2 separate regions of the Homo sapiens genome follow, and region 2 is linked to region 1. Evidence: chromatin loops called from intact Hi-C (ENCODE). Cell type or tissue: mammary epithelial cell. All regions are shown on one strand. Each heading gives the region's core, and the rest is flanking DNA. Links, peaks and the distances in the headings are about the cores only. Region 1 has its middle 66 kb from the start of KCNQ5. Region 2 overlaps RIMS1 (regulating synaptic membrane exocytosis 1).

The links. Hi-C counts contacts between places; a loop is a spot of excess contacts. Peaks named below come from ENCODE experiments on the same cell type or tissue, not always from the same donor. Only the 100,000 strongest peaks of a DNase experiment are listed, where the experiment ranks them.
Region 2: a loop joins it to region 1, with 4 times the contacts of the local background. A loop is called at or near these places in 1 of 110 quality-filtered maps.

What each region holds. Positions count from the first base shown.
Region 1 is chr6:72,549,603-72,563,314 of GRCh38, reverse strand. No RefSeq gene overlaps it. Among named protein-coding and RNA genes, the nearest start is that of KCNQ5, 66 kb to the left of the region's middle. In mammary epithelial cell, for the core only: no CTCF peak of the experiment used is centred there; DNase peaks (open chromatin) are centred at 9,044 and 9,644; H3K27ac peaks cover 3,420 bases.
Region 2 is chr6:72,130,518-72,148,413 of GRCh38, reverse strand. The region is part of intron 4 of RIMS1 (regulating synaptic membrane exocytosis 1); the gene reads right to left. Among named protein-coding and RNA genes, the nearest start is that of RIMS1, 250 kb to the right of the region's middle. In mammary epithelial cell, for the core only: a CTCF peak has its summit at 7,429 (motif pointing left); no DNase peak of the experiment used is centred there.

The DNA of each region.
Region 1 (13,712 bases), core at 6,584-11,583:
TTAGAGCTTTGTTTGAAATGGGAAATGAAAAATTAAAGTATCTTAGAGAATCTCTGTGTTCATAGAAAGTTTCAGCAAGTCTTACACAGAGCACAGTAAAAATGATATTTTATGTTAAACTCATAAAGCAAAAAGGAATAATCTGTTGACTATTATTAGGTCAAGTATGCACAGTATACATATAAATTTGTAAGCAAAAGGAAATTGTAACCGAAATTGATTTAATAATTTAGCACTGAGGAAATGATTTTCATATAATAAAGTTAACATATTCAGTAATAGAATGACTATATTTGCAAATCTCCTAATTGGATTTTTGTCTTAATATAAATTGCAAAGCACTTGTACTTTATTATAAATGAAATGGTGCACTCATCTATATAATTATCCATGTAATCCATATAATTATTACTTAATATTGAGCATGCACCTCCTGGGTTTGTAACTGATAAATTTGGACTTTAATTATTGAGCCAGATACTTAATTTATATAACTTTAAATTATTACTCATTCATAACTCTAGTAAAAGTAACCAAAGGGGTGCTATAATATTTTTGTGTTCTGATATATTAGAGAAAAAATTTTAAGATGAACATTTTAGTAATAGACAATATAAATTATCAAAAAAGTGTCACTAAAGAAAATAGCTTACCTGTTATTATCACTATCATCACAAATATTGTAACTATTAAGAATGCTATAAAATTTTAAATAACTAATAATATAGTGATTTCTTTCAGTGTATTTTCACCTTATGTAGTAAAATTAATGAACATTAATTTATCTTAAAATTGGAACATATAACTGACAATTTGTCTCTATTGAAGTCAGCATATTTTTAAAAATGTGATCTCAGAAATGAGAAAAAAAGTGGAAAAATATATCAGCTATATATAACTAAGTAATTGGGAAAAAATTATATTTCTTAAATATTTGAAGTGGAAAAAAATCCTGAATATTGTATTCTAGCTATAGTTAGCAGCACAAAGAGACAGAATAAGGAAACAGCAAACCAACCATGATTGCAAGCAATTTTTCCTTTGCTTTTGGTCCCAATAGAATAATTGTGTATAGAAGAACCTGGAAACAGGCAAAGGACCTGGCAGGATACACTTCTCCTAATTTCTGTTTCTTTAACATTCTATTAAAATAATACTCTTAGTAAACTTTTGCTTTGACATCAACAGGACAAACGCCTTGAGGCTTTAGAGGTGTGCCTGGAAGACATGGTGGGTTTATTTCACTCTCAGGAACTGAAGAGTAAGTGATCACCATGCCCCCTACACAATGCATAAAAGAACAGGTCCTGCATAAAATAGAAGACCCATGGCTCCTGGGTTTTAACTCCCAAGGTCCAGGCACCCTTGGTCCACAATGAATCAAGTGGAAATATTTGGGATAGGCATCTGGATATGTAGAACTGAGGCCCAAGACAGAGACTTGGCTGGGGATAGGAATGTGGAGTTTGTTCTTCTTAGCAGGTAGTTGATAATGTGCAGTGGGTGAGATAACTCTGCAGGAATGCGATTGTGTTGAATGAGAAAGGTAGCAGGTGAATATGGAATCCTGGGGAAAACCTGAGAAATACTTAAATTACTGAGATGGGCCAAGGAAGAAAATCCAGTGAGAAGCACAGGATGGTTCCATAGGTAAGTTATTTTACAAAATGAGTTATAGTTTCAAGAATGATTCTCTAATTAGTGTCAAATAATGCAGGAAGATATAATATTAAAAGGACTGTGGATTTGTCAGGATGGAGCTAATTGGCAGTCTTAGCAGCATGTTGTAGTCTAAGTGGATGTGATACTGGTACGCTGTGGGATGTCCTCAAATGCCAGTGGGACCTCGATTACAGCCAATGTCCAGTCTCTTGACATCATTGCAAGAAAGAATTCAAGGATGAGTCAGAAAATAGTGGAAGTATGGAGATTTATTGCAAAGCTAAAGTACATACTCGGGAGACGGTAATATGGGTGTACTCAAGAAAGAGTCATGCAATAGAGTTTGGGGTTTCTAGATTTATGGATTTCTATAACCAGGGGGTGGACTCTTCATGAAATTCCTGGAAAAAAATGGAGATTTCTCAGAACTGTGGTGACACTCAATTTTACCCCATGTGGCTATTCTTGGAACTGTCGTGGCACTGGCGGGTGTGTGATTTAGTTTTGTCAATGAGTAGATAATGAGGTCTTAGGAGGAACCTAGCTCAAATCCAAAGCCGTGTTGGGTCCAGTCAGTCTTAGCCAGCTCAGTCCACACCCTGTTTTTCAGGGTCTTATCAGTCCTTAGCTTCTGTAGCTGTTTCAACAGTTTGCTTTCACTTAGTCATGTGCAATTGCTGCCTGGAATTTTCTATTCTGCGACCACCCTGTATAATTCCTGCCTCAGATGGTGAGTGTGGAAGCCAGACTGTTATTTTCTAAGGTGAATTAGAGGTGAGGAAGCAGTGAAAAGCCAGTTTGGTCTCTGCTGGTATTGATTTATGCTATTATTTCTGCCACACAAATGGTAGGAGGAGAAACAGAATAGCCTAGCGCAATAGTTTACAACATTAGCTGCATATTACAGTCACCCTGAGAAAGGTTAATTTTATTTTTTACATTTTTATACAAATGCCTGCTTCCCCTCTCTCCCCAAACCCACCAAACCAATTAAATCTTAATCTCCAGGAAAAGGACTCAGATATTGATGTTTTCAGTAGAACTCCAGGTGATTTTAATATTTAGCTAGATTTGAGGACCACTGGATTAATTATATAAGACTATGGGTTTTGTAATCAGCTTTAGATTAAATGTCAACTCAGCTTCTGCTGACTGTGTGACTTCTCTGAGGCTCAATTTCTTTACCAAGTAAGGATAATAACAGTATCTTCTCCACTTGATTTCAGGAAGAATTAAATGATGTAAAGTATGTGAAACACTTGGCATGGCCCTGTCTATTATTGGTTGTTGTTGTTACTGTTTATACTATTAAATCAGACAACTGATCACCCTAGTTCTCCAGCTCTTTGGAACATATCTCTGTGTGTGTGTGTGTGTGTGTGTGTGTGTGTGTGTGTGTTTGTGTGTGTGTATGATATATATTATCTCTATGGTGACCACATAGACCATATATATATGTGTATATATGTGTGTGTGTGTATATATATATGTGTGTGTGTATATATATATATATACACACACAGATCTCTATGGTGACCACATAGTAATAAAGAGGTGCGGAGAGTTAAGTTCTGCCATTCTTTCCACCTCTTGTACTTTATGTCATCTGCTCAACAACTCTGCTACTACTTATGCCTGGTAATTGACTCTTGCCCCTGTATTAGCTATATCAAAAGTTTCCTGCTTCATTCTTGTTTGCTGCAGTTTTACATACGCTTCTTGGGCCTTTGGTTTCTAAAATCAACCATAGAATTTTATTATTCTTTCATAGAACTTAATAAGATCTCTCAAGCTACTGCTCATTTTCAACTGAATTAAAGTCATTTGTGGCAATGCCTTATTATGCTACTAGACTATACATGCTATATTTCTTGCTATGGCAGACTGCCAATAGACACTAAAAAATGTCTGCTGGATGGTAGTACGTGCATAGACTTTGGTTTCTTGCCTGGCATTCTACCCTTGGACATTACCCTGGCTACCATCGTCAAAGCAAAAATTGCACTGCAGAAAGTTAAACAGGCAAGGAAGATTTTATTCAGGACAATTGCAATATTGGAAGAGAGACCCCAATTTGAAGTAAATTCTACTAAAACTAAAAGCTGGAGAGTTTTTAAATACTGGAGTGAGCTAGTGGAAAAATGCCGGAGGACGTTTAGAGGAGGACGATCAATGGGATGTGTTGAGCACATTGAGTTATTTATTTCTGAATTTGCAAATGTTCTTCTCTGTGATTATGCCATCTGTGTTTGCTAATTGGTGCCCAAAAAAGTTAGTCTCCTTCCCCACCTCTAAGACTGGGAGACAGCAGCACTATTTTTCTTGGTAATTACCTTTCAGAGGAATAGCTCCCAGGTCCTTGAGAAAGACATTAGTGGGTTGTTAAACTGGCAAGAGGCTGGGAGAAAATATACATCTCAAAGAAGCAGAGAAAGAATGTACAATTGAAAGTTTTCTAAAGTAAATGCTCTAAGAAAAGGGAAGTCAGGGCCTAGAATCAGGAAGAAGCCTGTCTAAAGGTTAGTTAAGCTGGGGAGAACATTAAGGCTGTCTTGGTCACCATATTTGATTTTTCTTTGTTTTAATATTTTTCTCAACTTCAGTATCTCTAGACTGTCTTGATTCTTGTTTTTGCTCTGCCTGTGTTCTGGTTTAAGTCAAAAGTTTATTGAAATAATAATTTTTTTAAATCTTAAAAAACGTATTAATTGGAAACAGTAAATAAATTGAAACACACACACACACACATACACACACATCTTTAGATTTGGAATTAATCCTAAAATTAATCTAATGTAAGTCTATGTTAAATATTTGAGTCTCCTTTATAGCATTTTGCCTTAGTTTAATTATCTCCAAGGAAGAATAACTATTAGGTAATTCTTCCTTTCTTTGGCCATATCCTCACCATCACAAACAACAATGTGCAAATTGAATCATTTCCTCACTCACATGAGGGATCATAAAGTGTTTGTACACACTATTGAGATGTCATCTTCCCCTCCCTGCCATGTCTTCTCTTCCTTGGCTTAGATTCCCACTATTTCATATAGTATGTTGATTCGAGGAAACTTCTTATCCCGGGTTGTTTTCTTCAACATCTTCTATAAGATATGGCACTCAAAAGTGAATACAAAATTTCCCTAGTACAAGCAGACCAGTTCAAAGTCGAGAATAATCACTTCACTCCTTCTAAACACTCTATTTCTATTAATGCAGAGACCAAATTCCCTTTTGGTAACTGGTATTTATTTGTTTTCACATATACATTTTTACTACAGTTTACTCCTATTAAATATATTTTCTTTGGCTTGGTCTACCATTGCAGCTTGTCAACACCATTTGGGATAATGCTTATATTCTACATTGTATTAACTAATTTTTCCATTTTTCTCTAATCTGCTACATTGATAAAGATTACTTTAACTTCATCACCTGAATCTGACAAGAGCCCTGAATCCCACCCACGCACCAATAAATCAGCATCTTCAGGACATGGTCATTTAAGAAGTTATAAATTTACCTCATTGTGGCTAAATCTTCATTTATTTTATATATCCATATCCTAAGATAATTTCAAATGTGTGGATAAAGCATCAATTCAAGAAATCTTTATTATTTCTGATTGTTTTTATAAACCTAACTAAAATACATAGTATCCTAGTATGTACGAAAAACATTCCATTTTGAAATGTATCCAAGCCTACTTCTTAAACTTATAATTCCTCTGGGAAAATTGGTTATTAATTATTTTTGAGAAAAGACAAAATTTTCATTCTTACATTCATGAACAGCCAAGAAACAGAAGGGCCAGGTGTCCTTTGCTTGACTTCTTTGGCAGTGTTGTTGCCTTCTCTGCTTTCAAATCAATTAGAAAAATATTTAAGGCATAAATCTTATCTAATTTCCTATATAATTGTGTTCAAATGTGAATTTTTCACAACTTAAATTTTTTTCTGAATTGTCATTCTATGGATTTGGTAGAATAATAAAATTTATGTATGATTTGTTTGAAATTTTTATTATGTAATATTTTCTGCATATAAAACTATGCAAGATATAAGTTATGATGGCTAGTAATAAAATGCACATCCATGACTGAATTTAAAAACTAGAATATCATCAATACCATTGTGCTTTTCCTTATTGCAATCCACTGCCTTCCTTCTGGGAGGTAACTTCTATACTAAATTTTGTGTTCAGCTTTTCCTTCCTTTAATAAAGACTATTGTAACATATGTGAGTATCCCTAAGCAATATATTTAGCGTGTTTGTTGGTATAATTCATTTTTCAAATACAAGGTAGGCATCAGAAATGCTTACCTAGTGCTCAAATGATAGTAGAACCCCATGAGAGCCAAAATGGAGATTTATGTGCTTGGTTCCTCTTAGAAGACCAACTGGCGGCACATTTGACAATCTGCTTCTGTTTGGATCAACCATTGGATTCAGAGATGCTTTTGAAAACTATATTAAGGACCATTTTTCCTATACTACCCACTTGCCAAAGTACTTCTTTACTTTTCCTTTATGAAAAGTTACATGCAGTCTATGTAATAATTAAGCTGATATTAATAGCATATTAAAAAATTAAAGCATATTTAACTTAAATTTTGATATAACCATGATTTTGACCATTCTACCTGATGGTATAGACATGTACACTCAGAGTTGAAGAATAATTACACTATTTATTTATAAGTGATTAAGTTAACTAAAGTGTAAGTGCTAAATTTCAGATACCCAGACCATGATTAGTTGAGGTCCTTTTGTTTAGATCTTGCAAAGTCCTGTCTCCCTTTCTATAAGATCTTTATTCTCCCTGATTGTCTAGCTTTCTGCTCATGTATTTATTGATTCGTTTCTCTCCTACTTTCTTGACATCTGTCTTTCCTTAAGCCACTATTGTTTGGCATCTGCCTTCATGTTATGTCTGTCTTTACAAGTCTCTCATTCCTACTTTGTCCAGGATGCAAAATGAATTTAAATTCTGGGTGTTAGGAGTCCAGATTGAAGGCTTATGAAGAAACTCTGGCCAGATCTAAAATAAGTTGTGTGATCACAAGGAGAGAGTTGCAAAAACTTCAAGGATAGGGTGACAGATACAGAGATAGACAAGGAGGAAGTGAGATGTGGAAACAGGTGGGGGTAAATCTTTATTACAAGATTAAGAAATGGGAAGAAAATTAATTTTAAATTTAAAGGAAATCTATACTAACCACTTTCACAAAAGAAATTTCAGCCATTTGATTTGCTTGCAATCTGCACTGAGGCCCTCTGTTTCTGGATGATTGAAACTCAAGTTTAGTTTGCTTTTTTGAAAAAAAATCATAGATTGTTTGTTGTGGCTTGCTCATGAATAAGATTGCCAGGTTCTATTTATATAGAGTTTTGTCCCGCTTGTAAATGTAAATAATTGGTGATTTTGTTTGCAACTTCTTATTTTGTTTTTATTAATTTTGTATAATTTATGCACTCATGGCAGCCCTTCAAGTAGACTATAAAACTCTTGCTTGGCAGGATAGGACTCTGGCACTAAGCAGTTCATCAAAATTAAACTCTTAAATATTAAATAAACATTCAGGAAAAGGTGATTGCCGAGTCAGTCAGGAATAAAGTGCAGGAGTGGTGTTTCTCTATCACAAATTTATTACTTAACTTTCACTTTCAGCTGCCATGATTTCCATCATCTTAAATTGAACAGAATTCTATGTAGACTTTTTTTTTTTTGTCTCAGCTTTGAGCTCTTTTATGCAGTGAAGTATACCAAAGACAAGGAGTAACGAGGAGCATCCCAGGGGGAAGCTTTTGGTGTCATTGATTTCTTTGGGAATTTGAGGAGAACTAGGGCTCCATAAAAACATACAATTTGCAATTCTATGAAAACAACTTAGGAAGAATTTTCACATGTGGCTACATTCAACATCTACTATCTCTAGCCAGGGAATCTCTAGTCAGCTGAGATTGGGAGTAGCTGCCCTGGGCTCCGCAGGGAACTGATTATGGGTCCGAAAGACTCCCCATATACAGAGCTATGAATCTTCTAAATATGAGGAAAAGTGATAGTCATAGGGAGTCCCCTAAGTTGATGCCTCTCAAACTTTAATATATTTGCAACTTGCTTTGGGATTTTGATAAAATGCAGATTTCTAGGCCCCCCACTCCAAAGACACTGATATTGTATGTCTGGGGTGGGGCCTGAGAAGCTGCCTTTCTAGCAAGCTCTCAGGTGTTGCTACTTTGCAGTTTTCAGGACCATACATTGGAGAGAACCGCCCTGAGTGGTCAATCACACTATGATTAATTCAATCAGGAAACTTGAATGCCTTCTATGAATATCCATGACCAAAGAATGGGCCTCTGGAGGGCTGCTTGCCGACTGAAGAGAGGGAGAAAGGACACACCTGCCTAGCCAGTAAAACAACAGAATCAACTCTAGAAATCAGTGTAGTGGTAGATGACCCACTAAAATCACCTTTCTGGCCACGAACCAGCATCATGAGTTAAGAGGTAGGCAGTGTTTATAACCCAGAACGGGAAAGTTCTCTTAAAGGACTCTTGCACGACCAAAGCCAATTAAAGAGGTCTAGGGGGGGCACTGTTGTCATGGGTAGTGAATTACCAAATATTTCAGTCCAGGCATGCAGAAAACCTTACAATGTAGAGTTGTGATCCAGACCTAGACTTTGGGGTGAGGCAGCCTGCAGTAGAATCCCTGCACTGCCAATTCTCAGCTGCGTTCCTTAGCAAGTTACTTAACCTTTCTGGGCTTCAGTTTTTTCCATATAAAAATAGAGATATTAATAATATCTTCTTCCCAGGGTTGTTGTGAAACTACTATCAAAGCACTCACCACCATGCCTGACACTTAGGAAGTGCTCAATAAAGGTTTTTATTATGCCTCCAGCAAGATAAATTTTTCCTTTGATGATATCTAGTGACTTCATCAGAATAAAGACTTTCTTATACATTTTAGTGTGACATATGCAAAAAGAATCACACAGGAGCTGGAGATATTTTTTAAAGTTATTTTGATCACAGTGTATAAATTCTCATCTTAAGAGTAGTTCAGCTACTATTTTCATGATAATAACAAAGCAGCAGCTAAAGCTAAAGCTATCTTGGGCTATTTCCTCTAAATTTGCCTTCTAACATGGGAAGAATTTTATCTCACAAATTAGCAAATTCTAGCAAAGCCAGAATGTTGGTCATTTCTGATATCATGACTCTTGTGTATCTTTTCTGGCACATCCCAAAACCATCAGATTGATTCCGAGTTCTCAAAATACATATTGTGTTTATTCATTCATTATTCATTCATTCCTTTCATTCTTTGGTGTTCACAGTCTATTCCTATTGCCATGGGGATAACTATTCAATGACAACTACCTTTTTACTTCATTTTAGTCATTTCCGTTGTGTCAGGTTTATTCTGGCTTTGATGATGAATGGAAAGGGAAAAAGAAACTTATTAAATAAAGTGACTTTTTTTTCCGCTCAATTTGCTTTTGCATCTCTTATGTGTGTCTCAAATTTAGCAAGTGAAACATTTGTCCCAATGGATTATCTGAAATGCATCGTTGGCTGTCAGACACATGATTGATTTTAAATATATGCCTGAGTTCTTTCTATTAGACTAAACCCTTAGGACAGCAAAACACTCTTGCTGTAAAAATGCTTTCCTGTCATTGTCAGGTACACCTGTCATCTTTGACTTAACCCTTGTATTGTAAACAAGAAGCTGCTGGCAAGAGATCATAAACAAAACCAATTTCTGTGTCTCTATTTTCCAGAAGTCTCTCCAGGGAAGTTATCTCTCTAAGACATCATTCCATTTCATCCTTTCTTGGTTCTTGGCTCTTTTTATTCCTCTTTCTGCATGCCATATTCACTTTTCCTGTATGCATTTTGAATCAGTCTCTGTGCCTCTCTGGTTACTGTGGCTCAGCAATGAGTCATGGAAACTACTCAAGACTTGTCTCCTTCTATTTATCCTACCAGCCGTATCCTGTTATTTGTCTGCCTTTCAGCTGCCCTTGTGTAACGAGATGCCTTTTTACTTGCCTTCTTCAGTGTTATTCATCTCGTTTAAATTTTCCATCTCTGAGTTGCCAGCCCCCAACACCATTTTAAATTTTAAATATTTTCATTAATTTTTCAAAAAAGTTATAATTTGGCTGAATAACAGTGTCTCTTTGTATTACCAACTATGAAATAGTACAATGTGCAAAATTTAATTAGTTCCAATTAATGTTTTAAACCCAAATGAGCCTATGTTCATTCTCATCTACTTACTGTGGCAGAGGGATACAGCAGAGTATTTGTGCAAAAGCTTTATTCCATTTCTCTTCATGACCTTGCTATTTTTATAATTTTGAAGAGTCCAGTTATATCCAATATGTCGGACTGATTTTCCAATAAGTTACATGTAATGACACTGGAATGTCATCTATGTGCCAGTTCAATTGTGCCACGGGTTGGAAAACTGTGTGCCAAATCCAACCTGACAGCTGTTTCTGTAAATAAGCTTTCATTGCAACATAGCCACACCCACCTATGTATACACTATCTGTGGCTGCTTTCACATGACAAAGGAAGAGTTGAATAGTTGTGACAGAGACTACACGACCTAAAACACCTAAAATATTTGCTTTCTGGCCATTTTAGAAAATGTTTTCCTAGCAGTGGACCACCCGGTAAACCAAGTCTGGTAAATTTCCATGTCAGGTCTTGAGGTAAAGTTTATAGAATGGTTACTAACTGAATATCTCTCCCCTCCAAATATATAAAAATCATCTGTTAACTCATACAAAGACCAGATTATCTTTAGAGATAGTCCAAGGTATTTGCATATAACTAGAGTTGCCAGGTAAAATACAGAGTGCCCGGCCGGGTGTGGTGGCTTACGCCTGTAATCCTAGCACACTGAGAGGCCAAGGAGGGCAGACTGCCTGAGCTCAGAAGTTCGAGACCAGCCTGGGCAACATGGTGAAAACCTGTTTCTACTAAAAATACAAAAATTTAGGTGGGCATGGTGGTGCACACCTGTAGTCCTAGCTACTAGGGAGGCTGAAGCATGAACCTGAGAGGCGGAGGCTGCAGTGAGCCGAGATCATGCCTCTTCACTCCAGTTTGGGCAACAGAGCAAGACTCTGCCTCAAAAAGGAAAAAAAAACGCCGGGCTCGGTGGCTCACACCTGTAATCCCAGCACTTTGGGAGGCCAAGGCTGGCAGATCAGATCACCTGAGGTCGGGAGTTCGAGACCAGCCTGACCAATATGGAGAAGCCCTGCCTTTACTAAAAATAATAATAATAATAATAATAATAATAATTAGCCAGGTGTGGTGGCACATGCCTATAATCCCAGCTACTCAGGAGGCTAAGGCAGGAGAATTGCATGAACCCAGGAGGCGGAGGTTGCTGTGAGCCAAGATCATGCCATTGCACTCCAGCCTAGGCAACAAGAGCAAAACTCCATCTCAGTAAAACAAAAAACAAACAAACAAACAAAAAGCACAAAACACAGAATGCCCAGTTATGACTAAAATTCAGATAAATGACAAAGAATTTTCTAGTATAACTGTGTCCCACATATTACATGGGACATACTTATACTAAAAAATTCTTTATTTATCTGAAATTCAAATGTTATGGGCATCTTGCTCTTTTATTTGCTAAATCCAGCAACTTTGCATATAAAGGAATGAAAAGAAGAAAACCTGAAGAGAAATTGAAGCAACATCTACAGGGCACTGTGTGAAGTTTTTAGTTTATTAGCACCTTTGAGAATATTATCTGATAATATTCCAGAATTCTGCCATTGATATTCATGTTTTGAATCAATAATAGGAGACTTCAGTCTTTATACCCAGGTGTTTTGTGTACACAGGTGGTCTGCTTTCCAACGTAGGAATGCATGCTATTTACTAACGGCTTGAATTTTCCAATCGTATCTCAGGTTGCAGGGGGAAGAGGACTTTTCAGTACAAGATAAAGGGGAATTACACAGTAGAATTTTATAGGTTTGAGTTAGTCACAGGATGAGGGCAAATATAGAAAGTTTACAAAAATGAGTGATGGGGGAATTGGCAAGAGTCCACTTGTTCTGATACTGCTCTATCTGTAAGGATAGAGTTAGGAATTTAATTGTAATTAGGAAGCATTGAGTGATGCCAGATATTAACTAAGAGAAAGCAAGGTTTTTTAAACCAAAAAATAAAATACAAAACAATTCTATATTAGAGGCAAATTTTTTCTTAGGGGATATTCTGAAATATTTAACAAACTGTTGTGATGGCTATCCTTCTCACACCCATTTACTTTTCTAATTTTACTGTGTAAGAAAACACTTTTGGCCTGGCGCGATGGCTCATGCCTGTAATCCCAGCACTTTGGGAGGCCGAGGCGGGCGGAACATGGTGAAACCCCGTCTCTATTAAAAATACAAAAAATTAGCCAGGCGTGGTGGCGGGCACCTGTAGTCTTAGCTACTCTGGAGGCTGAGGCAGGAGAATGGCATGAACCTGGGAGGCGGAGCTTGCAGTGAGCCGAGATGGTGCCACTGCACTCCAGCCTGGGCCATAGAGTCAGACTCTGTCTCAAAAAAAAATAAAAATAAAAATAAAAGAAAGAAAAGAAAAGAAAATACTTTTACACTGCTTATGTTGGTCAGTACATTTGTCCCAGTTAAACTCATTACTACTTTGCTGAATGACTTAAAGTCAGTATCTGTATCTTTTGCTTGTCAACTTCTCATCTGCAGAAGCTGAATTAGAAGATTTCCAAGATTTTTTCTAGATCTAACACTCTACTTCTATTTCATGCCTATGCACATTAAATTAGACTGTGATATCAAGGAATAATGGCAATAGAATATACTATATGAAGATATAAAACTAGTGAATTATGTTAGTCGCATTTTCTGTTCTTTTTCACATTGAAAAGTTATTTACAATATGTCCAAAATATCAAAATAGTCCAACTGTAAAAGTGGATACTAGCCCCAAATTTGCTAAACACGACAGCATCAGAAGCTGGTTGCAATAGATGAGATTGATTGCCATCAAATTATTACAGATTTGTTTAAATTAGATGAAGCACTGATTTAATATCCTAGATTTGTCTATTTCTAGCATATGTTAATGAAATATTTGTATGTCTGGAATTCTGCTGCTGTCTTTCCTGTAAAGATTTTAGTTTCCTGGTAGTTTGTAAAAATCCAGAAATCATTTTAATTGATAGTAAATGTTCCATTACATGTGCCTGGTTTGGTAATAGCTGCAATAGAAAGAAAATCTGTCTTTGGTAAGGTTTGTGATATAGTAATATATAAATTAGATGGAAAAAATACTTGTAAGATTATGGTAAAAATTGAGGGGAAAAGAATTGATTCTTACTATGTGTAATCAAAAAAATAATAATGCTGAGTACAGTGGCTCATGCCTGTAATCCCAGCACTTTGGGAGGCTGAGGCGGGTGGATCACTTGTGGTCAGGAGTTTGAGACCAGCCCGGCCAACATGGTGAAACCCTGTCTCTACTAAAACTATAAAAGTTAGCTTGGCATGGTGGCGGGCACTGGTAATCCCAGCTACTCAAGAGACTGAGGTAGGAGAATCACTTGACCCTGGGAGGTAGAGATTGCAGTGAGCTGAGATCGCACCACTGCACTCCAGCCTGGGCAACAGAGTAACTTCTCAAAAAAAATTTATCATATTAGGTCTTGAGATAATACAACTAGAATTGAAGAAATGATAATATTGTGTTGTTTAAGCATTTTAAAAATACAAACCTCAGAAAGAAAAAAAGGGTGTACAAATATGGTAACAGTAACTTACACCTATTCAAATACTATTTTAAAACTAATTTTTATTTACACAGCTAGTATATGAAGGTATTCTCCTTGTACAAAATCAAAATATTATAAATGAGACTAACATTGCCTTTGCCCACCACTCTAATTCTTCTTTCTTCACCTCCTCCTTGGAGGTTAGTACTGTCACTGGCTTTGCATGTGTTCAGATAATTTTTAATGTATTTTTGCACAGAGA
Region 2 (17,896 bases), core at 5,459-10,458, 410 kb after region 1:
AAGAGAAAATGGGGACATCTTTTTTTTTCTCCCCCTCTTGTATCCCAGGTTTTTCTAGAAAGAGAAAGGAACAAAGGGATGCCTTTTCCTCCTTTTTCCAGATGGTTAACCAAACATCTTCAGTCTGTACTTCTCTTGAGTGCATCTTGAATCATTGGGACTCTTTGGAAAATAAATGCTTTCTTTTTCCTTTTTCTCCTTTATCCTCTCTTCCCAGATGGTTAATTGTGTCCCTGTACCACAGGACACACCCCTCAGATGAATCCCCCAAACTGGAAAAAGCTTAATTTCCTGAAGCCTTAAACTGTTTGGCTTAAAAATGAGCTGGTAAGAAATTACAAATTTAGCTGAGCAATCTCTTGAGGAGGGGCTAACTTTTACAACATGAAGGTAACCTCTTTGTCTGTTTCCCCATCACAGGACTCCAGGGTCAATAGGGCTCCACAGTGTAGGGGAATGGAACCCAGAAGCCTGGGATGCTGGCAAAAACATAAAATTTCTTGCCAGTTGGACTTCTGGCCACTCTCTGTGCAAAATAGTTGCAGGAATGGTAAAAATCTCTGTATTTTCTGCCCCTCTATGAGTTCAAAACCCAGAAGTATTGGCCATATACCATGGCTAAGGTCAGGTAATAAAAGATTCAAAAGGACTTTTTTAAAAACAGAGCACTATAGTTAAAAGTCAGCTTAATTAAAAGTGGATATTCAAGCTATAGGTATATTTAAAAGGCCTTTATGTCTTTTCTCTTTGTGGATCTTGTTTTGCCAGAAAAACATTCTTTTCTTCTCAGTCAATGGAATTATTTTTCTTCACTGTTAATGCACACACACATGAGAGGCCCTAGAATAGCTTTTGATAGCCTGGGACTCCTTGGGAAACAGAGGAGGTGCCACTGACCCTGTGTTGGAAAAAATTTCTGTTTTCCTCATGGAACCCCCAGGATAGAGCCCTCTCAAAATTTGTTTCTGTCTTTCAGATATGCCTGCTTATTAGGCCCTAGAAACCACATGCTTTCCTAGCCCTGTTTCTTCAAGGGCTCCACCCTGAGGCCAGTAATCCAATTAAGAAACTGCCCAATGAAAAATCTTACAACTACTCAATTTTCTGTCTCTCTGTGTAGTTATATATGTGTTATGTATGTGATGTTTATTTAGAAGAGCTCTAATTAATTGACTAAAGAAAAATAAATGCATAGATCAAATATTTTTGAAGGAAAAATTAAAGCTGTAATGCCTTTTAATTCATATGACTTTAATCTTTGAGAAATAAAAACAGCTTTAAAGATTATTGGTAAAGTAAAAATGTCTTCAAAATGTAGACATGTGGTCTAAATTATACAGGTCAGATATTAGGTTTGCTAAATGCTTTAAGGTCATAAACTGCTTCTTTGGCTTTTGAAAATCGTTTGACTTGCCTGCTTTACAGTTGGTAAGGTCTGGGGACATACGGAGTTAACCATGCCCCTGATTATGCTGGAAAGAGTCAGACCGTATCTACACCTAGTACATAATTAAAATAACTTACTAGGTTTTACATCAAAATTTAAAATTGCTAAGAATTACCATTATAACATGTAATTGAGACTACTTAAAATAGATTTACATGATAGGTATGTAAGGAAAGTAAAATGTGTTTTTAGTAAAAGATTATAAGAAGGCATGGGAATATAAATTTTTGTCTAGGTTAGAGGGTTAAAGGATTGTTTTAAATTAAATAAATCTAAAGGTTTGAACAAGGTGTGGAAGGTTTGTAAAAATTAATCTTGTAAAAGAAATTCTGTGTATGAACATATTGACTAAATTCAAAAGGTTATTATTTGGTTTTTCAATTTGGTAAATTGAACACTGAAATAAAAGCACAACAGGGTTTTCTAAAGGCACTAACCTTCTCTTTAACAAAAATTTGTAAAGGTTTATAAAAGATTTATAAGAATTTCACCTCATGGTCAAACTGGTTAAGATTTATCCTTAAGGTTTTATTTAAAAAATGGGCTTGACCTTAATGGTAGAGTAATGCAAGGATGAAATCAAGCTTTCTACCTCTTGAACAAGATTTTCGTGTAACATAAAAGGATAATGAAAGATTTTTGTTTGCCTTGCAAATAAACTACTGAAGAAAGAAGGGAAAGACACGTGACAGATTTTTTGGAAAGCTAAGTCTTCCCTCCTGTTGCGTAAAGATTTTGCCTTTTTAAAAATATTTGAGACAATGCCAGTTTCCGATAGCTGTAGAGATTGTGACATTAAAATAGAGGAAAAATGTTCAGGACTCATGAATGTCATGCAGAACAAGAATTAACTGAATGAACTAAACTAATAAAGGACTGAAGTAATCATTTTTTACTTTTTGCTTAAAATATTGCTGATCCTTTGTTTCTCAGAGTCAAGAAAATTTTTATTTTGAACTATTTACAGCTTTTAACAATTGAGTAAGGTATACTTCTGTGAACAAAATTTCCAGCGTATTTGTTTCTCTCTGCCTGGTTTCTCCACAATTTGGAAACGATTTGGGAGTATTCTTAACTTATGACAATATAGCTATTTGCATAAGTGCAATAAGAATCCATTTTCTCTTGCAACAGGATGCAATTGGAGAAACTGTTTTTTGTTTGTTGTTGTTTGTTTGTTTTTGCCAAAGCTTTGACTGGAAGGGTGTGCTTCCCTTTAAGGAATCAAGCTTGACTTGCAGAGCCAATAAAAGCCCCTTGGGAACACTGGCCTCTTAACTTGTCTACACAGTCTTTATACGGGGTTCCTAACCTGTGGTCAGTAAAGAATGTAACTTTCTTTTTTGATTTTTTTTTGAGATGGAGTCTCACTCTGTCACCAGGCTGGGGTGCAGTGGCATGATCTGGGCTCACTGCAACCTCTGCCTCCCAGGTTCAAGTGATTCTCCTGCCTCAGCCTCCTGAGTAGCTGGGACTACAGGAGTGTGCCACCAGGCCCAGCTAATTTTTGTATTTTTAGTAAAGACAGGCTTTCACCATGTTGACCAGGTGGACTTGATCTGTTGGCCTTGTGGACCACCTGCCTCAGCCTCCCAAAGTGCTGAGATTATAGGCGTGAGCCGACACACCTGGCCAAAAATGTCACTTTCTAATAGGCCCAGGAGCCCAAGTTATCTTGGGGACATCAAGAAGAGAGGAATTTACCCAATTCATAGGTATTTGAAGGTGCAAACCCATGGCTGGGCTTGGCTTTAAAAGGTCTTATCTGAGATTCCTTATGAAGCAGAATTCCATCAAAGCCAATTTTAAAAAGCCTATGGGAAACATAATTATTTTTGCTGCACTTTATGCAAATAATCAGGCCAAGTATAAGACTAAAGTTTATTTTACAAACAACTCAGTTCTATTATGATTTGTTTTTAACAAAAGAACTGGAGAGAGAAAAATTATGCTACTCAGGAGGCTGAGGCAGGAGAATCACTTGAACACAGGAGGCAGAGGTTGTGGTGAGCCAAGATCACGCCACTGCACTCCAGCTTGTGTGACAAGAGCGAAACTCCATCTCGAAAAAAAAAAAGAAAAAAGAAAGAAAAAAAATCCTTATCATACACTTGTCATTACATTCTAGTCTCATTAGTTGTTTTTAAGTTTTTGTCTGCATTTTAGACTAACCCTCATTCCTGTGAACCAATCAGTGATCTCCAGCTGTAGCTCAAAAGAAATAAAAGGGATGGGTAATGTAAAAAACTAGATCAATATTCTAATTCTGGGCAATTATCCTGCAAATCCTGCCAGGTGCTGGGGGTAAATGGAGTGTCTTTAACCTGAAGGCTTCTTTTTTTTTTTGGAAAAGAAGACCATGGGAGCTAACCAAAGCGAAGCCCCATGCACCCAAATCTTAGCAGGCACAACTGTAGCCACCAATTATCTGTTCATGTCAGCAGCCTTAGGACTTTTGAGCTGTCTTTATCCTCTACTTTCATTTTGATAAATGTCTACGTCTTGATACATGTCTCTTCACGGAGGACCCCAGCGGGCAAAGTGACCAAGAAAAATACTACATCACTGATATTTCATGAAGACAGGAGACACATTCTTTAGAACTTCCATCTCAAACTCCTGCTCTACTCAAGAAGTTAAGTAGATGTTACTCCTTATTTATTCTCTAACAGAGTGCATATTAGCTGCTTTTCTGAAATTCAGAACCATTGAGGCATTGGCAAGAAGTAATCTTGAGTAAAAATGAATATGGCCTTAAAGTACACTACTTTGTTAATGGCCAACTGCTTGAATAACACTTAATAGATGCATAATGAATAGTTGTCATTTTTGTTGTGACTGTATCTTAAATTGGTTAAATAATGATATGCTGCTTTAGTAATACGGGCCTGCGTTCGCTGCTATAGTGGAAGAACTGGAAGCCATGAATTTCATGCAATAATTTTATCCACCCAAAATACTGTGGTCCAGGACATGTTTACTTGCTATTATTGCCATCCTCACCTTTCTTTACTTTTCCCTGTCCTTTTACTCACCAATTCCAGGATACATATGCTATCCTTTAATTTCTAAAAACTATAGATGGCTCAGAGTTTTCATTCAAGAAATGGGGCTTTATGCAGTAATGTGTCATTTGTTGAAGTGCAATGCTTCTAGCAGAAAAGACGTAAAAATACGATAATGTAGAAACTATTAAGTATGTTTAGAAATTAATTGTATCCTCTTTGGCATTGTCTGGAGCCAACCTCTGCTCAAACTGGAGTTTGATCTTCACAGGCAGTGCTAAACATCAACTAAATACCAACACAGCGTGATAGAAGGCTGGTTCATCACCAAGGTTTCAACGTAGAACCTTCCTTTCTCTGCCTTCAGTACCATAGCCCATAATCACAGAAGCTGTGAAATACTGCACACATTTCCACATTCCATTGCTGACAGCCTCTTGACTTCATCCTGACTTCCACCAAGATCTACCTTCTGGAATTGACCATTTTTTCCCAAATACCAAGGCCATAGGTTGAGACATTGTGAACCCAGTATTTTGCTTTGGACTCTCTTTATGATGCCCAGCTCTCATTAAGTAATTTAAGCTGACTGTCTTTTCTCCAAAACCATGGCACTTAAACAATATCCTATTTTGATATGGCTCAAATTGAAATAGAAACAAGGCTAAATCCATATCCCAGTCATCTAAAATGTATTTCTTTCTATCAGAAACCACAACTACGTATATATTTAAAAAGAAATAATATATCTTTCTGCTCATAGTCTTGAGATAAATATCACATTTAAGAGAATTTTATCACTAGCCTATATGTTAGAAACAAATGGAAACAGCTTTCAATTAAAAATAAAGGAAAACAGGCACATCAACCACCATGAACACTATATTCTGGACATAATTTTATCCACTACATACCAATACATCACATCACAATTCTTTGATCACGATTACATGGTGATCAAAGAATTTGCAAAAATAGCCTGCTTAATAAAACTGTCCTATGGAGAAAGCTGTTTGCATAAATTTCTCTACTTCTAATAAATTAGTATTAGAAGAGTTTTAACCATGTACTTCATATACTAGGTTAAATTGTTATTCCCTTCCTAAGTCCATATGTATTATCGTTGGTTGCAATGTTTATTAAAAATGTCATCTATCTTCAAGTTTTTATAAAGTTTTTGTAAGTGTCCTCCTGCTGTTTATTTCACACCTGCTAGCATAATCCTTCCTTTATGGTGCTCTGTTTAGTTACCATGGAAATGATATTATAATAAAGCAGAAACAACTGTCATTGCAAGATGATTGCTGCTTAATTTTAAGCTGGCGATAACCTCATTTCTATATACATAATGGAAAATGTTATTTGACAGTGATTTCACACTGAGATCAGTCTGTGACCACTCATAAAAGAGCTATCTTTTATTGATGATCTGGGGTAGCTCTGATAGATTTTGAAAATAATATATGAATAATTGTCTCCTTTTTTCAGGAAGTAGAAAGAGGTCATATCATAGACAAGGAATTTACCATCTAACCTGTTAAAATACATAAAACGATGTTCTACTACTTTCTGTCAGAATATCACTTTAAAATAATAACAAAATACCACATATTTTGTTCCAAGGAAAAAATAATGTGTTTTCATTTAAAATGGCACTGTAGGGGGGGAATCACCATCTTTGGAGTTAGGCATACCTGCTTTGTAAATATAGCAGGTCAATTTACTTTTCTCCTATAAAGGGAGGACAATAATGGTTAACCCAATGATTTTTTTTTCTGCCAGAAGAGATAAAATATTAAATGGCTTGATATTTAGAGGGGCCAGATTAAATTAATTTCCAGTCACATACTTAGTGTACAAATTTAAAAACAGTGATCTCTTATAGGACATCATACAAAATTTAAAAGACCCACTAGCAACTAAGACAAATGCAGTATGTCACTTTTAATAGATGTTTTAAAAGCATAATATAAAATATTTTATCAAAGAACACAAAGTAAAAATATTTTTATTACAAAAATGTTAGAACTTGAAGGAAGCTAATAGGCCACCTAATTCAATACCTGTTACTTTCTAGGAAAGGAAACTACATTTAGATAACTTGTCCACAGTGATACATTTTACTAATAGCTCAGCTGAGGTGAGAACCAACCACTTTAATCCAAGTCTAGTGACTTATCATGAAATTCTGAAAAACACATTTTAAAAATATAACACCAAAGATTTTTTTCACTATGCTTAAACACTTATTTAAAACTTTAAAACTTTAGTACTTACTCTATCACGGGTTATTTAAATTGTGTGGTAAAATTTAAATAAATTTATAAAATGTCAAAATGTAAGGAAAATTAATTAGGACTCTCCTTATTTTCTTTCATTTGAAGGCAAGTTTTATTCTTCTGAGTACTAAGCATGCTGGACACCATTCAACACTATTATTCTTAGGGAAAATGTAACTTATTAATGAGAACTTTGCCTCAAATTGCAGCCTCTAATTTACCAAGTGTCACAATAATGGATTATCAGATTTACTAGTCATTTGACTTAAATACCCAAAACCTGGAAGTACATTTAAACTTTTTTTGAGGGGGAGGAGGGAATTTGGAAATTTAATAGCATTAAAAGTTCCACTAGAGTTATTTTCTAGTAACAGCATGCTGATGGCCTTCATGCTCAACTGTCTGGCACTATGTCACTGATGCTTTTATTATCCCTCCCATATATTCATAGACCATACAGTTTCTCAATGAATCTTTATCTAAACTCCACAACTGTGTTATTAGATGGCTAACTTTATAGATTTGTTTCAAATAGTTTGTTAAACTATTAGTGAAAACATCTACTCCTAGAAGATATGCAGAAATGTCTATCAAAATATTGTTGGAAATATTGGAAGTCATACCCACCTTAAAATACAGATATGTATAACCTACTACTCATCAACTGGGTAAATTACCAAGTTTTTCCTGCCATCCTGTGGAAGGATAGAGAACATCACCATCTTAAGAAATAAATTCCTCCCTCCTTGAAGACTTGTTCCCAACTTACTTTTCTCAACCCCAAACCCTTAGGAAAACTATGTACTTTTGCTAAAAAGTATCTTTACATCTATATGACAACAGGAAAACAGTTATATTTGAGTATATATCATATAAATGTTGATGTCTCTTAAGGACAGAAATACGAAATTGAACTAAAATGGTCTGTAATCCTTGATAATCTGAAGATGGGAAATGCAATCCAAATGTCTTCTTTTCTGATCTCAAAAACTCTGGGAAGTTAGAGGTCTTACAGCACTAACACACATAACAGGGCTCTGCTTTCTTGTTGGAGAAATCAAAGTGCTTTTTCTCACACACTCAGACAAAATACAAATAACTATCATAAAGGGTGGAAGGTGTTAAGTTTTAAATATAGTAATCATGCCAAGTGGAAATATTTAACCATTATCTGTCATACTGTATGACAGGGACATTTTCTCTTCCTGATGCTTTGTAAATTCTACCAGGGAAAATATTAAAGAATTTTTAAAATTCTAAATGTACTGAAATACCTTGGAATTATTTGATATCTAGATAACCTCCTTACAGACTGTAGCCTCTGTTTAACTATGTTACCAATATAATTTCTGATTTTTAATTCTGTTACTACTTGGCAGATAGGATTATACAGAAACTAAAATAATAGTGTTCCTTGCTGATAATTATACATTTAAAAGCATTAAAGTGAAGACAATATTCTTTAGAAAGGTTGGCAGTTCAAGTGATTTTTTTTAAATAAAAAAGGTCACAATAAAATAAATCAGTCTTTTATAGATTACTGATCAGAACAGTTTTCTAAACCAAGATAGCTCCACTTAGTCAGAGCTCAGACGTCCACAAGAATGAGGAACATTTTTCTTTCATAATAGTAGAAATAAGGTAAGCTGTTCCCTGTCTGGACCAATGCTACATTTATCCCACAAAGTTAAATACAAAGAAATTAACTTGCTGTTTCCTTCATACTGTTCATGTAATATCTTAAATCAATCTTCAAGCCTCTTATGTAAAATTAAGGCCTTTAATTAATTTTAAGCTAGAATTTGTTTAGGTGATTTGGAAGAATGTAACTAAAAACATGCTTCCTGAATTAATTTGGAAAGATGAGAGATTGATTTGCATTTGGTCTGTGATTTTTAAATAACTTAATAAAACAACAATGTACACATTAGGGAAATGTATTCTTTTGAAAAAAATATTAAAAATAAAGAACTATATATATTAAGAACTGAAATCTGAAACTTTCCCTTCATACCAAATCTATTATAATTTAGTCCATCCACATAACATTTAATATATATTATTTAGTGTCTATTATGTGCCAGGTACTAACCAGACCCTAGGGAAACAAGTCTCCAAGATCACAAAGCTTATAATCTAGTGGGAAGAAGCAGATACACTGACAATATATACTATGTTAGGTAGTGCTATATGAAATGTAAATTAGCACAAAGGGCCAGTGCAGAGTAGGAGCAGTGGGTGGGCAGTGCTTTTTAAGAAGTTTTTAGAAAGGGCCTCTTTGATGAGATGCCAAATGAGCAGAGGCACAAACCTTGGGCCAGACTTATAAAGGAAGTCATTCTAGGTATAGGAAACTGAAAATGTCAAGACCTTACTTGGTGTGCTCATGAACAGCAAAGTAACCAGTGTGTGAAGGGGATTATATGAGAGGATGAGATCAAGTTGGGAGAGGTGTGGTGAAGACGAGGAGCCCTACAGCTCTAATAGGACTTTTTAGGTCCTAGAAAAGGCCAGAGTCTTTTCATATGTATCCTTCCAACACTATATGCACACATACACACACACACAGACACACAGAAACAGGCATGTATCTTTATGTATACCTACGTGTGTGTATCTACATATATATACATATAAACAGTTATATGCATTTATGTTTGTGTTTATAGGAATTTTAATTTAGTTATTATAAAATATAGCACTGCTCATCTGTAATTTCCCTAGAATTTAAAAATATAAAAGTAGAATTGTTCATGGTAAACTCCTTTTAAATGTTCATGGAGGCTAACAAATTGCCCTTCACAACAAGCAGTAGTAACCTACACTTCCACCAGCAACATAAGATAGTGACCACTTCTCAAAACCCCCAACAACACTGGGTGTTATTAGTCTTCTGAATTTTTGTCAATCTGATAGTGAAAATGATTTTTCATTGTTCATTATAGTTGATTTTTTAAAATATATTTCTTCATTTTTTGTAATGTGCCTTATGCAAATTTACTTTTTATATTTTTTTGTTGAATTATTTTTTATTTAAGAGTGTCTATTTAGTTGTTTTTGTTTTGCCTCCCTTGTTCTCATCCCACTTCTCTGACTTTAACTAATGTCAACAGCCAGATGTGTATGCCTTCTCAGCTTTCTCCTGTTCATACAAACGTATACAAACATTTTTACACATATATAAAATTATTTGATTTTCATTTATTTGAAAAATCCAGAAAAAGCAGATTTATAGAGATAAAAAGTAGATTAGTTTTTGCCTGAAGCTGGGGAGAGGAATGAGGATTAATTGTAAATGGGCTTAAGGGATTTTATTGGGGAGATTAAAATGTTCTAAAACTGGTTTGTACTGATGATTGCATTACTCTGTAACGTTACCAAGAAACACTGAAAGTTACTAAGAAACATTAAATTGTACATTTGAAAATAATAAGTTTCATTTGTATATATCAATTAACTTCTTTAAAGAAAATGATGTATACACATTTCTAGCAACTTGCTTTTTTAGATAAAAATGTATCATAGATATCCCTACAAGTTAAAAGGAGGAAAGTCTACCTACCTTTTTGAACCGTCTATACACATATACATACACACACACACACACAGACTCACATACGATCTTTGCATTAAGATTGTATAGACTTTGCCGGGCGCGGTGGCTCACGCCTGTAATCTCAGCACTTGGGGAGGCCAAGGCGGGTGGATCACGAGGTCAGGAGATCGAGACCATCCTGGCTAACATGGTGAAACCCCGTCTCTACTAAAAATACAAAAAATTAGCCGGGCGTGGCGGTGGGCACCTGTAGTCCCAGTTACTCGGGAGGGTGAGGCAGGAGAATGGTGTAAACCCGGGAGGCGGAGCTTGCAGTGAGCCGAGATCGTGCCACTGCACTCCAGCCTGGGCGACAGAGCAAGACTCCATCTCAAAAAAAAAAAAAAAAAAAAGATTGTATAGACTTAATTTTTGCAGACAACTTTGCATCTTAATTTTAGGACAGAAGAACAAAACAAGAAAGCTATAAAGTAAACACACAATATCAGATTGGAATATATATATATATTTAAAACACATTTAATATATAAAATGCTAATGTACTTAATATACAAAGAATGCTTACAAATGGACAAGAAAAATACAACTCAATAGAAAAATAAGCAAAGGTTATGAGCAAATAATTCTCAGAAAAATAAAAATTAAACGTCTCAAAACACATGAAATAATGCATAAGCTTAACAAATCAAAGAAATACAAATAATTAAATTAATAATACAATGTTAATTTATATGTATCATGTTCACAAGATTCCAAGAAAAGTACTAACATTTATTATTGGTGCTATGTGAGAAATGTATACCTTCAAACACTGCTGAATTGCTAAAACATTTTTGGAAAGCAGTTTGAAAATAACTTTTTTCTGGAATTTATTCTTATAAAATGCTACTAAGAATATATGCACAAGGAAAACTGTGGTATTGTTCTTAAAAACCCTTGAAACAACAAGAATGATGAATAAATTATGGGATATACATATGGGATTTTTCAAATTTATATTTAGCCACCTCACTAAATTTCTCAATAATTTTCATTATGGTATACAACTTTATAGTCAACAAAAAGATACATCTTTACTTCTTTCTCTCCACTTTTATTCTAGTTATTTTATTTTATTGCCTTATTATATTAACTAAAACATCCAAGACTATGTTAAATGATAATCGGTTAGTGTCCCATTCCTTGATTTTTATTAATATAGTTTTAGTGTTTCACCTGTAAAAATAATAAGTGTTGTTAATTTTTGGTAAATGTTCCTATTTATATTTAGGAGGCTGTATTATATTTAAAGCTAGTGTTTCATTAGAAATGGCTGTCAATTTTACCAAACATTTTTCAAGCATTTATTGATTTAATCATATAATTTTATACTTTACTTGTTTGATACACTGAGTTATGTTGTTAGATTTTTTTGGTGTTAAGTCATCCTTATCTTCCTAAAGTAAATATTATTTGATCATTTTTTGCACTAAATTTTGGAGTGATTATTTTAGAAAGAGAATGTAAAAGGTAAACTTTCTGAATGTTTTCACGTCCAAAAATTTGTTAACTTTGCCCTCACAACCAGTTAGATACAGAATTCTCGATTTCAAAAATTTATGTTTGTTTCAGAACAGTGAATATATTGCTTAATTAACTTCTAACATTTTGTTAAAGATAAATCAGAATGCAATGTTTCTCCTTTCTTTGTAAGTAAACCTTTTCATTTTTTTTTCTTGAAATATTTTAGGATTCTTCTGTTTATACTAAGAGTAATAAAATTCCACCAAGATGCATATTTGTGTAAGTATTTTTTCAACAATCATGCTTAACAATTTGGGAATATTTTCCTCTATTTTGTATTTATGTTCTCGATTATTTTCTTTTTTCATCTTCTGGAACTCCTATTACTTGAAGTTAGACTTCCTTGGTTAAGCATCTATGACTAACTCTTCTAACATTCTATTTGTTTTTCTTAAACCAGTGAAAATATCATATATTTATCTTATAGATTACTGATTCTGTCCTCAGTTCTGTCTGTTATTTACCAGTTCTATTGACTTTTAAAGATAATTTTTGCAAATCTATTTTAATTCCTAACTCATTCTTATCCTCTCATTGCCCCTTTCCTCAGCAGACTGTTTTTATTTGGTGTATGCAAATCTTTGTTATTTCAAATGTCATGGAATCATCTTTGTTCATTCTGGAATGAATTTCTTCTGCCATTGTGCAGGTAATAGGGTTATTTTCTAAAGGTCCCCATCTTCTAAACAGATGGGGTCACCGTGGGTTTGGTGTAAATGGGTAGGTACCTTGACTGACTGGCTTTGTTTTATCACTTAGGCATCTTACACATGTGCAGAATGGCAGTGACCACCCACTGCTACCCAAACCCGCAAAAACATTTCTCAATTTTTCACTTATTGAAACAAAGTTGGCTGTTCTCTGATTGTAGAATATCCTAGTGAATTTCCCTGTGATGTAGCTGCTTTAACTTCTTTTCTTCTCCTTTCCACGTCAGTTTTGGATATCAAGTCACCTCAGGCTCTCCTATTCCCTCATACCCTGACACCCACACTAAACATTCATTCTCAGACACCGATGCCCATTCTAAGCATCTTCCTCAAATAAGTAGCTAAATTTCCTTAGAGTACTGTCTACAAGTTTTCAAGTGTTAGAGAGTTAGCTGCTGCATTTTTTCTTTAAGTGGACATGTAAGGAGTAGTGTTGGGAGGTGAGGTGAATTCAAATGTTCTTGACAGTATGCATGATATTTTTGACAGTGAGGTGACATTATGCATGATAATTGCACTGACAGTTTCCTCTTCTTTTAATATTTATATTGAGTATCATTAAACATAATAAACTCTCCAGCTTTTATCTTTGTAATAATTTTCTATTGCTTGTGTTTTGAGCTGACATGTGGTTTGCTTTTATTAATGAACTCTTTTGGGCTTTCTGTCTTTGAGGAGTATCTAAAAAGTTATGGTCTGCTAATAACACCTTTTCTTACATTTAACTTTGTTCTGAATTCTCCTTGTTATTTAAAGGAATTTTGGGTGGGTGGTGAGGTGTTTATATATGTGTTCTATGCAGCATTTTGATCCAGTCTTCTGCATTATATATTTATTATTATCATTTAACGAAAATTTTGTGCTTGAACTAAATGTACTCAAACTGAATGTCACATTCTGGAAAGCCTTTATCTCTCCAGGTTGAATAATCACTCCCTTTCTTTCTCCCATTTAACTTACTCAAAACATCTAAAACATCTGTGACCCTTACTGGTATTTGTTCATGTTTGTCTATCCATTAAGTGTGTTGTCCTTGAGATGAGGGAGAATGTATTTTTATTTCTTTTTTAGAACTTAATTATTGAAAACTAAGTGATCAAATTTTATTACTATCACTATCAAATGTGACAGTCAAATGAAAAATAGACTAGCCTACCTCATCTTAGGAATTTATAATGTGTATCATGTTAAGCACATTATAAATGCTAGTAATCATCCCCAAATACTAAGTAGAGAATATTATTGCCTCTATGAATAAGAAACTGAGACTCAGTGTAGTTACATAGATCATCTTAAGTTACGAAACTCATGAGTAGAGAAGCCAGGTTTTAATTCTTTTACACTTCTAAGTTCAGAATCCTAACTATGTTTTTCTGTTATTTTCCTGAACAGTAATAATATCAATATTAAAGTGTATTAAAATCTGAAATTCTCATCTCAAAATAAATCTACACAAGCTAATGTTGTAAGAATAAAGATATAAAGCTGTGTGTAATGCTGAGAATGAAGGAAAAATGAAAATCCACATATATACATATTTTTATAAGTATAAATATATATCACAATAAAAATTCACAATAATAAAGTATGTATTTTTTCTGTATGAAGGTAAGGCTTAAACATTACCCTATAAACAACCAGGAACCTGATGAATAAATTATATTGAAATACTAATGGTTTATGATTTAGGATACAAATCTTTCCAAAATGTATAACACATCTGCAGTATTGTCTTTAAAGGAAGACATTGAAAATTAGAAATATAATCATTACTATCATCATTTATTGAAGGCCTAATATATTAAAGGTGCTGTATGTATATTATTGATCACTCTTATATTAACCTAGAAAAATAGGCATTACTAACTCCACTTTGCAAATGAAAAAACTGAGGCATTGAGAGTTGAAATCATTTTCCTAAAGTTATCCAACTTATAAGTATGCAGCCAGGATCTGAGTCCTCAGCTGCCTAACACCATATCCCACCCTCTGTAACTATCTTTCATGCTTTTGGAAGATGACAAAGGAAAGATTTTGGATTTCCATTATGTGCTAGGTATCCTGATAGGGAATTTTCCCACCTGCATTATTTACTCTATCTAGGGAGGTTGTTGCTATGACTGCCTCATAGACCAAGAACAAACAAACAAAAAACCTAGTTGCAGAAAACTTGGTGTCATCCACAGTCAGTGAGTAGATGAGCTGAGATTTGAAACTACTCCAAATGGAGTATATTTGACTCTAAATTACATACTCTTTTCTCTCTCTATAGCCATCACTGGAAGAAGTGGATTTATTTGCTCATGCTGCAGCAAAGGAGAACTGTAAATAGTCAAGTCCAACTGATATGTGCAAGCCAGCTGCACTGTGCATGTCAGATCCAGACTGCAAGTTTTTGAATTCTTGTGTCTGTTTTTCTAGTTTTGAATATCCTCTGAAGTTGTAAGATTCTTGTCACCCAGCATATCTGCTAAATTGGAGCAGCCTTTCTTTTTTTCTAACGCATTCTACAAACTTGAAGGCTAGCAACAAAACCTAGATTTTAAGAGCTATGAATGACTGAGCCACTGCATTCTAGCCTGGGGAACAGAGTGAGACTCTGTATCAGGAAAAAAAAAAAAAAGAGAGAAAAGAAAAAAAAGAGAGAGAGCTATGAATAAACTATGAGTACACTAAGTTCTCTTATGAATTAATGGCATGGATTTGACATGATCAAATTATTTGTGAAATTCCACATTACCTTTTTGCTTATTTCCTGTTGCCTGTCTGTTTTTCAGACAGCATTCTCAAAGTGATGCATGAAGCAGGTCAAGCATGGCCTGGAGCAATTGTGCTGTGACTCAATTTTCTCATTTGTCATGACTAGATAGTAATAGGGTTGTCTTGACAATTAATAAAAAACATATGGATATTTTACACACATATACAACAAATAACACTGTATTAATATTATGTGCTCAATAAATATTAGTCCAAAAATATCTGTTTTTCAGACAAGAAAGGTGAAGTTGATAGAGAGCTGAGTTTTGGATAAATGAGATATTACTTCATTACTAAACCACATTCTATGTTTAGAACATAATATGATAGTATAAGATGTTTGGGGCGGGCCCAAGAAATTTACATTTAAATGAGTCTCTTAAGAGATTTGTCTGCACTGGCCTAGAGTTTAAAGTGACCATATTTGAGTAATACCATTCTCCAACTGAAGCATGTAGCAAGTCAAGCATGACCTGGAGCAATTGTGCTATGACTCAATTTTCTCATGTGTCACATGGAGATAGTAATAAGGTTACCTTAACAACTAAATAAAAATATATGGATATATGACATACACATATGCAACTAAGAACACTACAATAATATTATGTACCCAATAAATATTAGTCCAAAAATGTCTGCCTCAACAACTGGTGATATTTTCAAGTAATACATGTTTTATGAATTAACTTGTTGTGGGAAGTCAGGGACCCCAAACAGAGGGACTGACTGAAGCCATGGCAGAAGAACATGGATTGTGAAGATATCATGACATTTATTAGTTCCCCAAATTAATACTTTTATAATTTCTTATGCCTGTCTTTACTGCAATCTCTAAACTTAAATTGTGAAGATTTCATGGACACTTATCACTTCCCCAATCAATACCCTTGTGATTTCCTATGCCTGTCTTTACTTTAATCTCTTAATCCTGTCATCTCCTAAACAGAGGAGGATGTATGTCGCCTCAGGACCTTGTGATAATTGCGTTAACTGCACAAATTGTAGAGCACGTGTATTTAAACAATATGAAATCTTGGCACCTTGAAAAAAGAACAGGATAACAACAATGTTTAGGGAACAAGAGAGATAACCTTAAACTCTGACCGCCAGTGAGCTGGGCAGAACAGAGCCATATTTCTCTTCTTTCAAAAGCAAATGGGAGAAATATCACTGAATTGTTTTTCTCAGCAAGGAACATCCCTGGGAAAGAGAATATGCGCCTGGGGGTGGGTCTATACACGGCCCCCTTGGGTGTGGTCATCTTTTATGGTCGAGACTGTAGGGATGAAATAAACCCCAGTCTCCCATAGTGCTCCCAGGCTTATTAGGAAGAGGAAATTCCTGCCTAATAAATTTTGGTCAGACCAGTTGCTCTCAAAGCCCTGTCTCCTGATAAGATGTTATCAATGACAATGGTGCCCAAAACTTCATTAGCAATTTTAATTTTGCCCCAGTCCTGTGGTCCTGTGATCTCGCCCTGCCTCCATTTGCCTTGTGATATTCTATTACCTTGTGAAGTACGTGATCTTTGTGACCCACACCCTATCGGTACACTCCCTCCCCTTTTGAAAGTCCCTAATAAAAACATGCTGGTTTTGTGGCTTGTGGGACATCACGGAACATACCGACATGTGATGTCTCCCCCGGACGCCCAGCTTTAAAATTTCTCTCTTTTGTACTCTGTCCCTTTATTTCTCAAACCTGCCGACACTTAGGGAAAACAGAAAAGAACCTACGTGACTATCGGGGCAGGTTTCCCTGATATTAACTTTATGATATTATTGACACTAATTGTCAATAATGCTAATTTAGTCACAGTTGTTAGGTCATCATACTCCTACTTTATCTTTAGAGAGAAACAGGTCCACTTTCCACTATGCTCAGTATAGGAGAGTTCTAACTCTCTTAATGTTGAAGAATGAAGATTAATGAATCTCTCCTTTCCAATCACAGTTTGAAATATCAACAGATGTAGGAGATGGTACTTTCTCTATTAGAAAGGAAGGAACCAAGTCAAAAAGATATATTAAGAACACCATAGGAAATTAATCAATGCCTGGGAAACCAAATTGATCAATTTCTATTTCCTTCTTTCCCTCTCATTTTTAACTTTGCACTTTCTGAACTGTTGAATTTCTTTGAAATAACAAGATAGAATATTTCCTGTTTTGGGGAGTCTCTCAAGGCTTTTTGATAAATATTTTGCCAATTTCTTTATTTTTGCAAAGAAATGCCTGGCCTTTGTATCTCTTACTATGGGCTTATAAATATTATTTTTCAGTGCCTTAGTGTATTTTCCTCAAGGCATATCAAAATGTCAATATTTTTACCTTTTATGAACTCCCCAAATAGTTGTGGGACATAATATTTTCCTGCAACACAAATGTCTATCATATATGTATTCCAAAATATATTTCAAAGCAATGTGGTGTTGGTGGAAGAAAAGATAATAACTAAAACAATAAAAGGACTAAACTAAAAATTTCCAATAACACTATCATCTTGCTGCTACCATAATAGAATTTAGTGGATCAAGCAGCACAATATCCCCAAAACACATGTCTCTAAGGAGA